Regions from separate parts of the Homo sapiens genome. Here region 1 is linked to region 2. Evidence: chromatin contacts called from ENCODE Hi-C or POLR2A ChIA-PET data. All regions are on one chromosome and are shown on one strand. The core of a region is the stretch at or near the end of the contact, and the rest is flanking DNA. Distances in the headings are between cores, read along the strand shown. Region 1 overlaps ZNF670-ZNF695 (ZNF670-ZNF695 readthrough (NMD candidate)). Region 2 holds the start of ZNF670 (zinc finger protein 670).

Region 1 (6,337 bases), core at 421-2,920, 120 kb after region 2:
CTATCTGAACTCCCTTCCAGAATGGGAATGAGGCAGGCTGCAGGATGTGGAGCCCGAGGGCAGCACCCAAGAAAATAGTCTAAAGCATCTTTTGCCTATCTCAGGGACCAGTGGGTGACAATTGGGTCTGAAGCAAAATACTATAAGCAGAGGTAGCAAGAGGGAGTAGGTGAATTCAGTAGAGTGAATGGGAAGCATCCTGGAAAGATTCCCTGAGTGTCTTGGGAAGGAGAAGCAGAGCCTTCCTGTACGTATGAAGAGAGCTGTGAAAGCAACACTCTTAAACTCAAGCAGCTTATAGAACAATGGCCCTGCAGTTTATGGAATGGAGGTGGCAGGGAGTAGCAATAATGGGGCTTAGGATTTAAGAACAGGCACTGTGGGAGGCAGAAGATTTGCATTCATTCATTTTAAAAGACTTTATCGAGTATCTACGTGCACATGAAATAATAGGTAGCAATATAAGATTGTCACATGAACAAATAAACAGCTCATTATAGGCTGGTGCAGCTGGAGGTGGCTTTGAATGCATATATAACTTCTAATGAAGTGTTATGCCTAATTAGTGGAGTAACGTATATAATTTTTGAACTGATGATGCTAAAGATGAGAAGTTTGAGTTACATATGCATTATTTGATGTTAAGACTTATACCCCATGATTTTGAAATAGCTAAGTTTCTTGGTCATCAACTGACCCTACTATGAATTTCAATGAGTGAATCAAGTCAGGAAGCCCACCTTCATAGTGAACATGTTTTAAATGATAATTGAAATAGAAACATTTTTGAGCTCAAAAGACCTTCATAGATTCTTTACTTTTACAGCTCTCTCTACCATTCTTTGTGTTGTTTTTTGTTTTTTGTTTGTTTGTTTGAGACAGGGTCTCCACCCAGGCTGGAGTGCAGTGGCGTGATCTCAACCAGTCCAGGCTCAGGTGATCCTCCCACCTCAGACTCCCAAGTAGCTGGGACTGCAGGTGAGCACCACCATGCCCAGCTAATTTTTATATTTTTCTAGAGTTTTGCCATGTTGCCCAGGCTGCTCGCGAACTCCTGGGCTCAAGGGATCCACCGGCCTCAGCCTCCCAAAGTGCTGGGATTACAGGTGTGAGCCACCATGCCTGGCCTGTACCATTCTTTGAAGGATAGATAGCTATCTTGAACTATGGAGAAATGATCTGAATTTGTAGACAGAAATGAAGAAAAGAACTTGTCTTGCATGGCCAAGTAGGTCTTGTATAACCTTATCACTCTGAATGGAAACAAATGGTTCTCTGGGGCATATATATAGAGAGAGAACATAGGTAGTATTCTATACTGCTACACAATACCAACTGTTTTTACTTTTACATATATGACAAACAGCATTGGAGAAACTAGCAAACCACTCCAAAAGAAACCACACTCTATATAATATAAATTTTTCCCCAAACTGCAATCATATCAGCCTGCTTGAGTACAGCAAAATGCATCTAGGTTACTGGGAAATCTTAGGGTGGCAGTGTTGTTCACTCTAAATATATTAGTGTTCCAGATAAAACTGTGGTTCCCTTTTTGCTGATATGTTTACAATTTCTTTGAATAGAAAAGAGGAAGTATTACAATATGAGAAAGTTTCCTTAAATAATGACGTGGCAAAATGTGTGAAATCTGAGAGGAAAAGCAAGCAGTTAAATTATTCATGAAGCTTCTCAACTGGGTTTTTCAATGAGATTGGTTTGTTTCAAATAATACATTGTGAAATATGTAATCTAACATACTTAGAGGAAATGAAGTTCAGTGAAATTGACTGTTGCATGAAGATAGCAGCTTACCAAAATACATAACCATAGTTATGAAAACTCATACATTGCTACGGAACTAATGGATCAGAAACACTGGAGAGTTTTTGCTTCTGAGGAACAGTCCACTTTCACCGCCTATCTTCAGAACCGCCACGGAGAGGGAGAACTAAGAACATCTAGCTGTTAATTTCCTGCATCATTGGTGCAGAATGTGGCACATTGTAAGAAAAAGTGACAAGCTCAATAGTCTAGGTTCTAAAAATATGCCCATTTTGGGCCAGGCACGGTGGCTCACACCTGTAATCCCAGCACTTTGGGAGGCTGAGGCTGGTGGATCACGAGGTCAGGAGTTCGAGACCAGCCTGGCCAAGATAGTGAAACCCCCATCTCTACTAAAAATACAAAAATTAGCCGGGTATGGTGGCGCTCGCCTGTAGTCCCAGCTACTTGGGAGGCTGAGGCAGGAGAATTGCTTGAACCCAGGAGGTGGAGGTTGCAGTGAGCCGAGACTGTGCCACTGCACTCCAGCCTGGGCAACAGAGTGAGACTCTGTCTCAAAACAAAAACAAAAAAAATGCCCATTTTGGGTTCTAGAATAAGCAGATAATGTGTTTTCAACATTTAAATGCTTCTTTCAGAAAAGAGATTTTATATATATATATATATATATATATATATATATATATATATTTTTTTTTTTTTTTTTTTTTTTTTTTTTGAGACAGGGTCTCACTCTGTCATCCAGGCTGGAGTGAGTCCTGTGGTGAGATCATACCTCACTGCAGTTTCAAACTCCTGGGCTCAAGCAATCCTCCTGCCTCAGTCTCCCAAGTAGCTGGGACTACAGGTACATGCCCGGCTAATTTTTAAATTTTGTTGTAGAGACAGGGTCTTGCTATGTTGCCCAGGCTTGTCTGAAACTCCTGGCCTCAAGCAATCCCACCTTGGCCTCCCAAAGTGCTGGGATTACAGGTGTGAGCCAACGCACCTGGCCAAGACACAGTATCTGATTCGCTGACATCTGAGGAGAGTAAGGATAATTTACAGTATCTGATTCATTGACATCTGAGGAGATTAGTGATAATTTACAAGACACTTCTTCTTCCCCGTGAGTGGCACTCGCTTTCTTAAACCAATAGCAAACACACTTTTCACCTTAGAGGACTTCACTGTCCCCGCGTGTTACTATGGCTGCATAACAAATCACCCGAAAATGGGGTGGCTTAAAGTACAACAATCATGCGTTACATCGTGTATTATCTCGCACCGTTTCCATGGTTAGAAATTCACACCAGGCGTAGAATGGATGGCTGGTTTCTGACCCACATTGTCAGGGATATCAGCTGGAAGACTCAAAGGCTGGCGCCTGGACTCTGAGGGATCATTCACTCAGGATCATGACAGCAGCTGATGCTTGCTCATGGCTGGGGACTAGCTGAGGATGTCAGCCAGAATTCCTCACTAGACCTGTCTGTGGCCTGAGTCTCCTTACTATGTGATGGCTGAGTTCTAAGGGTAAGGATCCCAAGAGAGAAGGAAAAATAAATGGAGGTTTCTTCATTTTTATGACCTAGCCTTCAAAGTCACATATTTTGTGACTTTTTGCCAAACTTCAATACTGGGGCAATCATAAGACAAGTCCCGGCTGGGTGCAGTGGCTCACGCCTGTAATCCCAGCACTTTGGGAGGCCGAGGAGGGCAGATCACGAGGTCAGGAGATCAAGAACATCCTGGCTAACATGGTGAAACCCTGTCTCTACTAAAAATACAAAAAATTAGCCGGGCGTGGTGGTGTGCACCTGTAGTCCCAGGTACTCGGGAGGCTGAGGCAGGAGAATGGCGTGAACCCGGGAGGCGGAGCTTGCAGTGAGCCGAGATCGCGCCACTGCACTCCAGCCTGGGCGACAGAGCAAGACTCTGTCTCAAAAAAAAAACAAAAACAAAAACAAAACAAAACAAAACAAAAACCAAGTCCCTGCCTAGATTCAAAGAGAAGAAACATAGATCCAACGTCTCTGTGGGAGAAGTGTCAGACTCATCATAGAAAAGGCATGTAGGATGCATGTAGTAATAAATATACAGGTGCAACCATCTTTAGAAAATACAAGGCTGGGTGTGGTGGCTCACGTCTGTAGGACCAGGAGTTTGGGACCAGCCTGGGCAACATGGCAAAACCTGTCTCCACTAAAAATACAAAAAATTAGCCAGGCTTGGTGGTGTGCACCTGTAGTCCCAGCTACTGGGGAGGCTAATGTAGGAGTCACCTGAGCCCAGGAGCTCGAGGCTGCAGTGAGGTAAGATCATGCCACTGCACTCCAGCCTGGGCAAGCTGAGTGACACCCTATCTCAAAAAAAAACCCAATCTGCCACAATGTGTTTCTAGAAAGGTATTGAAGGTTTATCTCATATTGCTACATAATTTGAATTTTAAAATATTTTATTATAAATATCTGCTCACGTGGAAAATTTAGAAAAAGATGAAAAGAATAGTCCAATATAGTCCTACCACCCAAATTAACCATAATTAGAGAAGATTAAAGTTTTCTTATAGTCAGACATACGATTTTCTGCTGTGGTTTCTTCGTTGCTTGTGTTCCCCAATTCTTTTTTTTTTTTTTTAGACGGAGTTTCGCTGTGTTGCCCAGACTGGAGTGCAGGAGCCTGATCTCAGCTCACTGCAACCTCCAACTCCCTAGTTCAAGCGATTCTCCTGCCTCAGCCTCCCGAGTAGCTGGGACTACAGGAGTGCACCACCACGCCCAGCTAATTTTTTGTATTTATTAGTAAAGACGGGGTTTCACCATGTTGGCCAGGATGGTCTCCATCTCTTGACCTCATGATCTGCCGGCCTCGGTCTCCCAAAGTGTTGGGATTACAGGCATGAGCCACCGCACTCGGCCTGTTTCCCAATTTTTAATTAAAAACTTGAAAGAGTAGTACAAAGAATACCATTTATTCTCCATATAGATGCAGATAATACTAACATTTTATTAATTCAATATTTGCTTTATCTCTTTTTTTCTTACTGAACCAATAGAAAGTTCATTTCACATATCATGATACCACCTGTAAATATTACAGTCACAACATGCATCTCCTAAGCATAAGGACGTTATACTGAGTAATCACAACAACGTTATCATCTCAAGAAATAGGCCCAGCGCAGTGGCTCATGCCTGTAATCCTAGCACTTTAGGAGGCCAAGGTGGGAGGATCACTTGAGGTCAGGAGTTCAAGACTAGCTTGGGCAACACAGCAAGACCACATCTCTACAAAAATAAAAATAAATAATAACAATAATAGTTTCATGATATCTAATAACATAGAATGGGCAATTCAATATTAACATACCCCCAATTATCCCATGATCTTTTTTTTATTTTTGGAGGCAGAGTCTCACTCTGTCCCCCAGGCTGGAGTGCAGCGGCACAATCTCGGCTCACTGCAACCTCTGCCTCCCGGGTTCAAGTGATTCTCCTACTTCAGCCTCCTGAGTAGCTGGGATTATAGGTGACTGCCACCAGGCCCGGCTAATTTTTGTATTTTTTGTAGAGACGGGGTTTCACCATGTTGGCCAGGCTGGTCTCAAACTCCTGACCTCAAGTGATCTGCCTGCCTCAGCCTCCCAGAGTGCTGGGATTACAGGCATGAGCCACCGCGCCCGGCCCCCATGACCATCTTTTATAGATTTTTTTAAAAATAATGATCCAATCGGCCGGGCACAGTAGCTCATGCTTGTAATCCCAGCACTTTGGGAGGCCGAGGCTGGTCGATCACGAGGTCAGGAGTTCAAGACCAGCCTGGCCAACTTGGTGAAACCCCATCTCTACTAAAAATGCAAAAAAATTAGCCGGGACTGGTGGCCGAAGCCTGTAATCTCAGCTACTTGGGAGGCTGAGGCAGAGAACTGCTTGAACCCAGGAGGTGGAGGTTGCAGTGAGCCGAGATCATGCCACTGTACTCTAGCCTGGGTTACAGAGCAAGACTCTGTCTTAAAAAAAAAAAAAAAAAAAAATCCAATCCAAACTAATATCTGGCATGTGGGTATCTTTGGTTAATGTCCTCATCTGGCTCCCGTGCCTCCGTACCTAAATCTGTCAAGTAAGGGGTTAGTGATGAGACCGTTGTCTACCCAGGGAGTTCTTGTGAGCATCATATTCACTTTCTTCAGCTGGGACTCACTGAGCACCTTCTGTGTGCTGGACATTGTCCAGAAGACAGTAGTACTCTTAGGAGCCTACATTCTAGAGAGATGGTAGAAAAGAACGGACTTTGAAAAGTTAACATCGCTAGGTAAATATAGGGCGTTATCATTTTAGGCTAAAGGATTGAAACAAATCTTGGGGAAAAAGCCTCCTTTGTACAAAAGAAAATGGATTTAGATTAAAATTAATTAGTTCTGTTCTGTGTAGGTGTTTGTTTACAAGCTCAATGAAGAGATCAGCAATACTGAGTAGAATGATAATTTTAGAGTTTAGAGTATATGAGAACACTGCGGGAGAGCTTCTACTCTTAATTAAATAAAATTACTTATACACATTTTGTCACATAA
Region 2 (7,094 bases), core at 66-2,565:
TCTTCCTTTCCTAATAGGGTAGGTTTTAATGTAATGGAGAGAGTTCATGAGAAAACGCCATTTTTAATAGAAGAATGAGAACTAATACCTGTAGAGAAAATAATTAGAAAACCACTATTTGGCAACTCTCACTGAGATAAGTGAAATTAAGAAATAGTAATCAATAAATAATGAACAGTTACATGAAAGGAACAGGCAGACATTCCCGAACAACCTTAAAATAAAGTGGTAAAACCAGACACGTGTATCCAAATGTGCAGGCTGAATTGAAACATGCTGGAAGCTTAATATATAGAGTGATTTTTCATTAATAATATATCGATTGTAAGGCCGTCTGAGCAGGCTGCGCCATGGTCAAGCCATTGTGATCCCTGTGACCCACACGTGTACATCCAGAAGGTCCTGGAGCCAGAAAGTCTGGGACAACAGGAAAACCACAAAGGAAGAAAAACGGCTAGTTTCTGTCTTAGCTGATTAGCCAACCTTGCAGCATTTTACCGTTGTGACGTGCACTACCCTAACTGATCAATCAGCCTAGTGACACTGTGACCCCTCCCTCTTGTGACAATGTACTTTGTGACATTCTTCCCCCGCCGGTAATAAACGGCCCCTGACTGTAACTTTCCACTGCTTACCCCTCACCTATAAAACTAACTCCAATCCCACGACCCTCCGCTGACCCTCTTTTCGGACTCAGCCCGCTCGCACCCGAGTGAGTAAACTAGCCTTGCTGCTCACACTTAACCTGTTTGGGTAGTCTCTTCAATTAGGCGCGAGCTTAACATCGATCATATATTGAAACAATATTTTTGGATATATTTGGTTAAATAAATCATTGTAATCAATTTCACGTGTTGTTTTCTTTTCTATTGCTACTGGAACACACGCGGCTCACATTTTATTTCTATGGGGCGTTGCTACCTGAGAGGACATTGTCTTTTCAAAATTCAAGCTGCCTCTAATCCCACTAGAAGCAAGAAAAAAAAAAAAATTCAGGCTGCCTCCTCAAAAGACCAGAGGCCAGGAAGGTTGTGAAATCTGAAATTTTAGAATAATTGTCATCATAGTGTTTCCAATTGTAAATATCACAAATATTACTCATAAATGGACATAATCCTGTGTATGAGCTTGAATGGGAAAGTCCCCCGGGGGGCGCCAGGTCTCAGCACAGGGCAGAATCCATGCCTTAGAAAAGGACTGCAGGGAAAGAACCTGGCCTCACTCAGCGCCGTGTCTGATTGCATCTCCCGTCACTCAGGACTGAAGGGGCGGGGCCTAAGGCCCTGTCCAATCGGGCGCTGGGAAGGGGACTGTACTCTCAAGCGCGCCGCGAAAGGAGGGAGCAGCTTCCGGGACCTGGCGCGGCTTTTGTGTTGGGCAGCGCGAATGTGGCGAGCTCGGTGCGTCTCCGCTGCTCCTTCCCCTTATCCCTGGGAGGTCCAAGTGGTCCCGCGGCAGCTTCTGTTGCTCTGGGACCTGCAGGTCCCGGAAGGTCCTTAGGGAGGACCCCAGACACCGGAGACTGGGAAATGGTGAGTGTGCCGGCCAGGTGTCTCGGGAAGGGGAAAAGGGAACCGCCAGGAAGCGGTTGTGGCGAACCCGGACCTCCCCGCGGTGCCGACCCGAGTTTCCGCCGGCGCCTCGCGGCCTTAGTGGCACAGGATGCGGGGCTGGACCCGCAGCCAGACCCCGGGCCGCCTGGCTTGTCCCTGCCCCGCCGCTTCGGCCAGGCCCGGAACCCTTTCTGGGCAGCTCTGCCTCTGTAGACCCGCATCTCCCTCGGATCGTGCGGTGCCGACGGGAGGGTCCTCAGGGGAGAGTCCCGACTTGGGGTTCGGGGTTCCTGCGTGGGAGGAGCTGTGGTCTGTGAAGTCTCCAAATCCTCCTTTCTCCTGTTAGAAAGAAAACTGAGGCGCCGTTAAAATATTAAGGAGTTTATTTGAGCAGAGAGTCGTGAGTTAGGAAGCCACCAGCGTGGTTTGTGGTTTGGGGAAGGAAAGGGTTTTTTGTAAGGAACCCGAGGAAGCAAACCCAATTAAATAATTGATCGTGTACAGTTATGTAGTCACCCCATATAGACTGTGCAGCCAGATATCTCCTGGTTATGTAACCAGAGGTTAATTGGTGGGTTCGTGGTTGTTTAAGGCTGTTTTGTTTCCCTTTAAGTTATTAATTTACAAGACAAGCATGAGTTACGTTTTGGTTGGTTGTTTATTCATTCATGTGTGTATGTACATGTGTATGATGGAGTCTTGGACTCGGGCTCAAGCGATCCCCCCACCTCAGTCTCCCTAGTGCCTGTGTTTAATTATTTTCACATAACACTCCACATTTCTAAGTGTATGGCAACAGGATCTCACATCAACGACCCTGTTCCCACAGCCTAACTCTTCTGGGGCTTGTAGTAAAACCCTAAATTTCCAATTCTTTTCCTATATTCAAATGCAACATTATCAAGTATTTGTCTTTTATTGTACATTTCATACAGATGAAGTGTGTTATTTTTTTCAGAGTAGTGAGTCGTTCTGAAAATATTTGTTTTCACTCTTAAAATATTTCTGAACATTACACATGAGTGGAAAGCAGAAAATAATCACCTGACAGTTAATTGTAGAAAAAAAAAGTCTTTGTGCATCTCCTAATTTTATCTTTTTTGAGTGTGCACATCTTACCAGAGTATCTTTGGGGTGAAGTTCCCTTTTGGAAACTTTAGAGGGTGATATGTCCTCAGCCACCCTTATATCTTTTCTTGGTCCTCTGTTTAGCAGCCAGATCTCTTGGAGTGTCTAATGAATACCTTCTCCTGGGTCATCTCCTCACAGAGGACAGTTTAAAATATGGAAGTAGAGCCTCTCCAGGCAGCATCTGGGTGCCCTGGAGTTGAGAGACGTCTCCTAGTATACTCTTCGTTTAAAAAACAAATCCCTGGTGCATTGGGATTTTCTTCCTCCAACCCCAGTTTTCATCATTCCTTGGAGACACGTTGGTGGCAGCCAGTCAGATGCTGGTATTAAGGGAAAAATCTAGAAATGATTCCTGCGCTCTGGATTTTCTCGGACTTGGGAAAGGAGAAAAACTATCTCAAAGGACAAGGAATACCCACCCCAGTGAGGTGGTGCAAGAACCAGAAAAGCACCATCATCAGAATTATGTAAGAAGAGAGTTGGCTGGGCGTGGTGGCCCACGCCTGTAATCCCAGCATTTTGGGAGGCCAAGGGAGGCAGATCACTTGAGGTCAGGAGTTTGAGACCAGCCTTGCCAGTATGGCAAAACACTGTCTCTACTAAAAATACAAAAATTAGCCCAGTCTGGTGGTGCATGCCTGTAATCCCAGCTACTCAGGAGGCTGAGGCAGGAGAATCGCTTGAGGCCAGGAGGTGGAGGTTGCAGTGAGCTGAGATGGTGCCACTGCACTCCAGCCTGGGTGACAGAGGGAGACTCAGTTTGAAAAAGAAAAAAAAAAAAAAGAGAGTTTATTCTAAAGTATTGCAATGGGGAAAAACACCAGGTATAAGAGCTGCAAGCATGTTAAAGTTTAGGCAGAAAAGGGCTTAGAAATTCAGGCACACAGGCCAGGTGCGGTGGCTCACGCCTGTAATCCCAACACTTTGGGAGGCCGAGGCGGGCGGATCACGAGGTCAGGAGATCGAGATCATCCTGGCTAATGTGATGAAACCCCATCTCTACTAAAAATACAAAAAATTAGCCGGGCATGGTGGCGGGCGCCTGTAGTCCCAGCTACTCAGGAGGCTGAGGCAGGAGAATGGCGTGAACCTAGGAGGCAGAGCTTGCAGTGAGCTGAGATCACGCCACTGCACTCCAGCCTGGGTGACAGAGCAAGACTCCGTCCCAAAAAAAAAAAAAAAATTCAAGCACACAGTGGGGCACAGTACAGTGTCTCCTGGGAGGGTGGTCATTGAGTATTTCTGTGAGGAGAATGGGCCTGTGAGGATCTCCAAAGTGATGCAGTGACCTGACCTGACTCTTGACCCAGAGATGTCTGTGTTCTGCCAGCATGACCCCTCCCTGAGTTTATTGCCTTGAAAAGATTTATTCACTTAGTTCAGTTTCAGTTTTTCATTAACTTTAAAATATGTTTTATTCAGAGAGCTTGAAAGATTAAAAAAAAATATTTCCAAAGAGACAAGAAGGAGGTGGATTTCAAGGGGGCAAAAATCTATTCATATTCCATTTGTTAAAAATTCTTGTTAACCTTTTTCTTCCCAAGAGTGAGTGTAGTAAGTTTCTCAAGTCTGTTCTTTTTTGAAGGAGATTTCAAATGGAATTCTAGGACTTTGCTTTGGGAATGTGTATTAGTTTGTTTTCATGCTGCTGATAAAGACATACCTGAGGCTGGACAATTTATAAGAGAAAGAGATTTAAAGGACTTATATTTCCACATGGCTGGGGAAGCCTGACAATCATGCGGAAGGCAACAAGGAGCAAGTCACGTCTTACGCGGATGGCTGCAGGCAGAGAGAGAGAGAGCTTGTGCAGGGAAACTCCAGTTTTTAAAACCATCAGATCTCATGAAACGTATTCGCTATCACCAGAACAGCAGGGGAAAGACCTGCCCCCATGATTCAATTACCTCCCACCACGTTCCTGCCACATGTGGGAATTGTGGGAGTTACAATTCAAGATGAGATTTGAGTAGGGACACAGCCAAACTATATCAAAATGTTACCAGGGAAAAATATGAAAAATCTCTTTTCCATTATGGCTGCAGAAAAATGAATACATTTCCACAAGCAAGTGTTGTAGATAAATTGGTGAATTATAAATATTTATCAAAACATCAGTGCCTCCTTTTTGCAGGGTGGAGAATTTATAACAGTGGATAACCCTGTTTTTTATCCTGTTATCTGGACATTGGAGTTTAATGCTAAGTTTTATGGGATAGGACTTGGCAACTCCTGGAGATGATTTGTTATCATGGAAATAATAAATAAATGACATATTTATTATATGATAGGGATAGATACTTTGGCTTTTCCAGTTGAGGTATTAAACGTAAGTGCCTCACTCAGTTCTTCCTTGGGAGCCTCCCTTTACAGATGTCCCAGCCTGCTCACCTCAGCCATGAAAGGAGCTCTTTATATTGAGAGAAGCTACAGAGTTCTGGAAATCTGGTGTTCACAGGTGGATGTGGTTGGGCCTGGATTGAAAGGATGAGATCCCCTTTTTAAGGGTGTAATTTTCATTGTCCTGGCATTCTTTCTAGACATTATTCAATAAAGCAGGGGTCCCCAACCCCTGGGCCATGGAGCAGTACCTGTCGGTGGCCTGTTAGGATCCAGGCCATGCAGCAGGAGGTGAGCAGCAGGTGAGTGAACATTACCACCTGAGCTCCTTCTCCTGTCAGATCAGTGGTGGCTTTAGAATCTCAGAGGAGCACGAACCCTACTGTGAACTGTGCATGGGAGGGATCTAGGTTGTGTGCTCCTTATGAGAATCTAATGCCTGATGATCTGAGGTAGAACAGTGTGGTCCCAAAACTATCCCCACCATCCATGGAAAATCTGTGTTCTATGAAACTGATCCCTGATGCCAAAAAGGTGGGGAACTGCTGCAATAAAGTAAATTCAGAATTATGTAAGAAGGGAGTTTATTCTGAAGTATTGCAATGAGGAAAAACACTGGGTATAACAGTGGCAAGCATGTTAAAGGTTAGGCAGAAAAGGGCTTTCTTTCATAGGAAGGAGCAAACTAGATTAGAAAAAAGAGGAGAGGAAGAGGGCCGGATGGATTCTAGATCAGAGAACATTTCACCCTGAGGTCAGCCTGTTCACAGGAGAGGCATAAAGAGGGGTTGTATGTTGGCTCAGGCTGAGGGTATATCAGAGTTCAGGGGCCTGAGGGAAGGAGGGAAACTTAAGTAAAATTTGGTTAGCAAGTATTTTGTTCTGACCACTGAAGACAAATTTGGTCAGCTAATTAGTTAAGAGGCGAAAAAAAAATTACGCTGTCTGTTTCTGGCTTTATTGTACGTAAAGGAAGCATCATCTAAGTCATAATGAGAAGGTGTTTGTTTTCACCAAGCTGTTCCTGGAGAACACAAAGAATGTTTTTGTTGTTTGTTTTTTAACTTGCATATATTTAACAGGATTACCTACTCACCCCATCTTCCCCTGCTATGTTCCCGTGTCCTCTACAACTCTTCCATTGAGTTGTTCCTGAGTCACATCTTGTATAATACACTGGTAAACATCAGTAAATTGTTTTTGCTGAGTTCTGGGCATAGTTGTTTTTCACGTTATCAAACCTGAGGAAGGGGTGATGGGAACCTCTGACTTATGAGCAATTGGTCAGAAGGATAGATGGGCCCCTCAGGCTTGCAACTGGCATGTGCAATGTGGGCAGTGTTGTGGAACTGATCTGTGAGCTTATGGGGTATGTGTTGACTCTGAGTGGTGTTGGAATTTAATTGTTGGACAATTAGTAGGTGTTGGAGAATTGGTTGGTGTTCAGCAAAGTCCACACATTTGGTATCAGAAAAAGGACTCACAGATCAGAGCCTTCACCTGACTCTGGGAGAGTGGTCACTGGTGAGAATTGAGACCCTGGAGAAGAAAGCATTTCCTCACTGTGAGCAGGGGATAAATAGGGTGTGTGGAGCTCCCAGAATTAAATTTCCAATTGCTCAGGCTTCCTTCACTCATTCCCTAGGAATGAACCACCTTGGGCTGTATCTCCACCTTGAGAGTGGCCCCCAAGCTTGCCTTCACTCATTCCCTAGGAATGAACCACCTTGGGCTGTATCTCCACCTTGAGAGTGGCCCCCAAGCTTGGGAACCTATTTAACCTACTGAGCACAGGGTTCATCTTTATAAAATCTTGCTGGGTTATCATTCCAGTTTGGGTAAGTATTTAAGAATTTTATTCCATGATTTGAATGTGAGATTTTGATTTTCTTGGTTGAAAAATGAGTGAATTGGGTGATATGACCTGAAAAAATCGTAGATAATTCTTGGAATAAATTGTTTTATGCTAAGTTTAAATGATAAGACTTTAAAGTCATGGGCTCACCGTCCAGGTGAATAAACAGACCTTGTGCAGTTCTGGTGTTCTGATCTTTTCTAACTTCTGCTCAG

Evidence for each region. Hi-C counts contacts between places; a loop is a spot of excess contacts on that map. ChIA-PET counts read pairs that join two places held with the same protein, here RNA polymerase II (POLR2A). Pooled maps may share reads with other maps.
Region 1: a loop to region 2 is called in a pooled map, with 2.7 times the contacts of the local background. The contact joins the enhancer-like site here to the promoter of ZNF670 in region 2. A Hi-C loop is called at or near these places in 2 of 37 single-sample maps with no recorded cell type and 5 of 50 pooled maps. POLR2A ChIA-PET finds 5 or more read pairs at or near these places in 3 of 52 experiments (H1, activated naive CD4-positive, alpha-beta T cell and naive thymus-derived CD8-positive, alpha-beta T cell).

What each region holds. Positions count from the first base shown.
Region 1 is chr1:246,955,449-246,961,785 of GRCh38, reverse strand. All of the region lies in intron 6 of ZNF670-ZNF695 (ZNF670-ZNF695 readthrough (NMD candidate)), which reads left to right. It also overlaps a transcript of ZNF695 not described here. Among named protein-coding and RNA genes, the nearest start is that of AHCTF1, 27 kb to the right of the region's middle. Within about 2 kb of position 1,670, at least 2 of the 41 ENCODE cell types and tissues checked have a DNase peak (open chromatin) inside an H3K27ac peak, as active enhancers do.
Region 2 is chr1:247,073,032-247,080,125 of GRCh38, reverse strand. ZNF670 (zinc finger protein 670) reads left to right here and starts at 1,315. Exons shown (of 4, transcript NM_033213.5): 1 at 1,315-1,532. The coding sequence starts at 1,530. It overlaps ZNF670-ZNF695 (ZNF670-ZNF695 readthrough (NMD candidate)), which reads left to right and starts at 1,315. Exons shown (of 7, transcript NR_037894.2): 1 at 1,315-1,532. RefSeq lists silencers at 1,281-1,350, 1,139-1,452.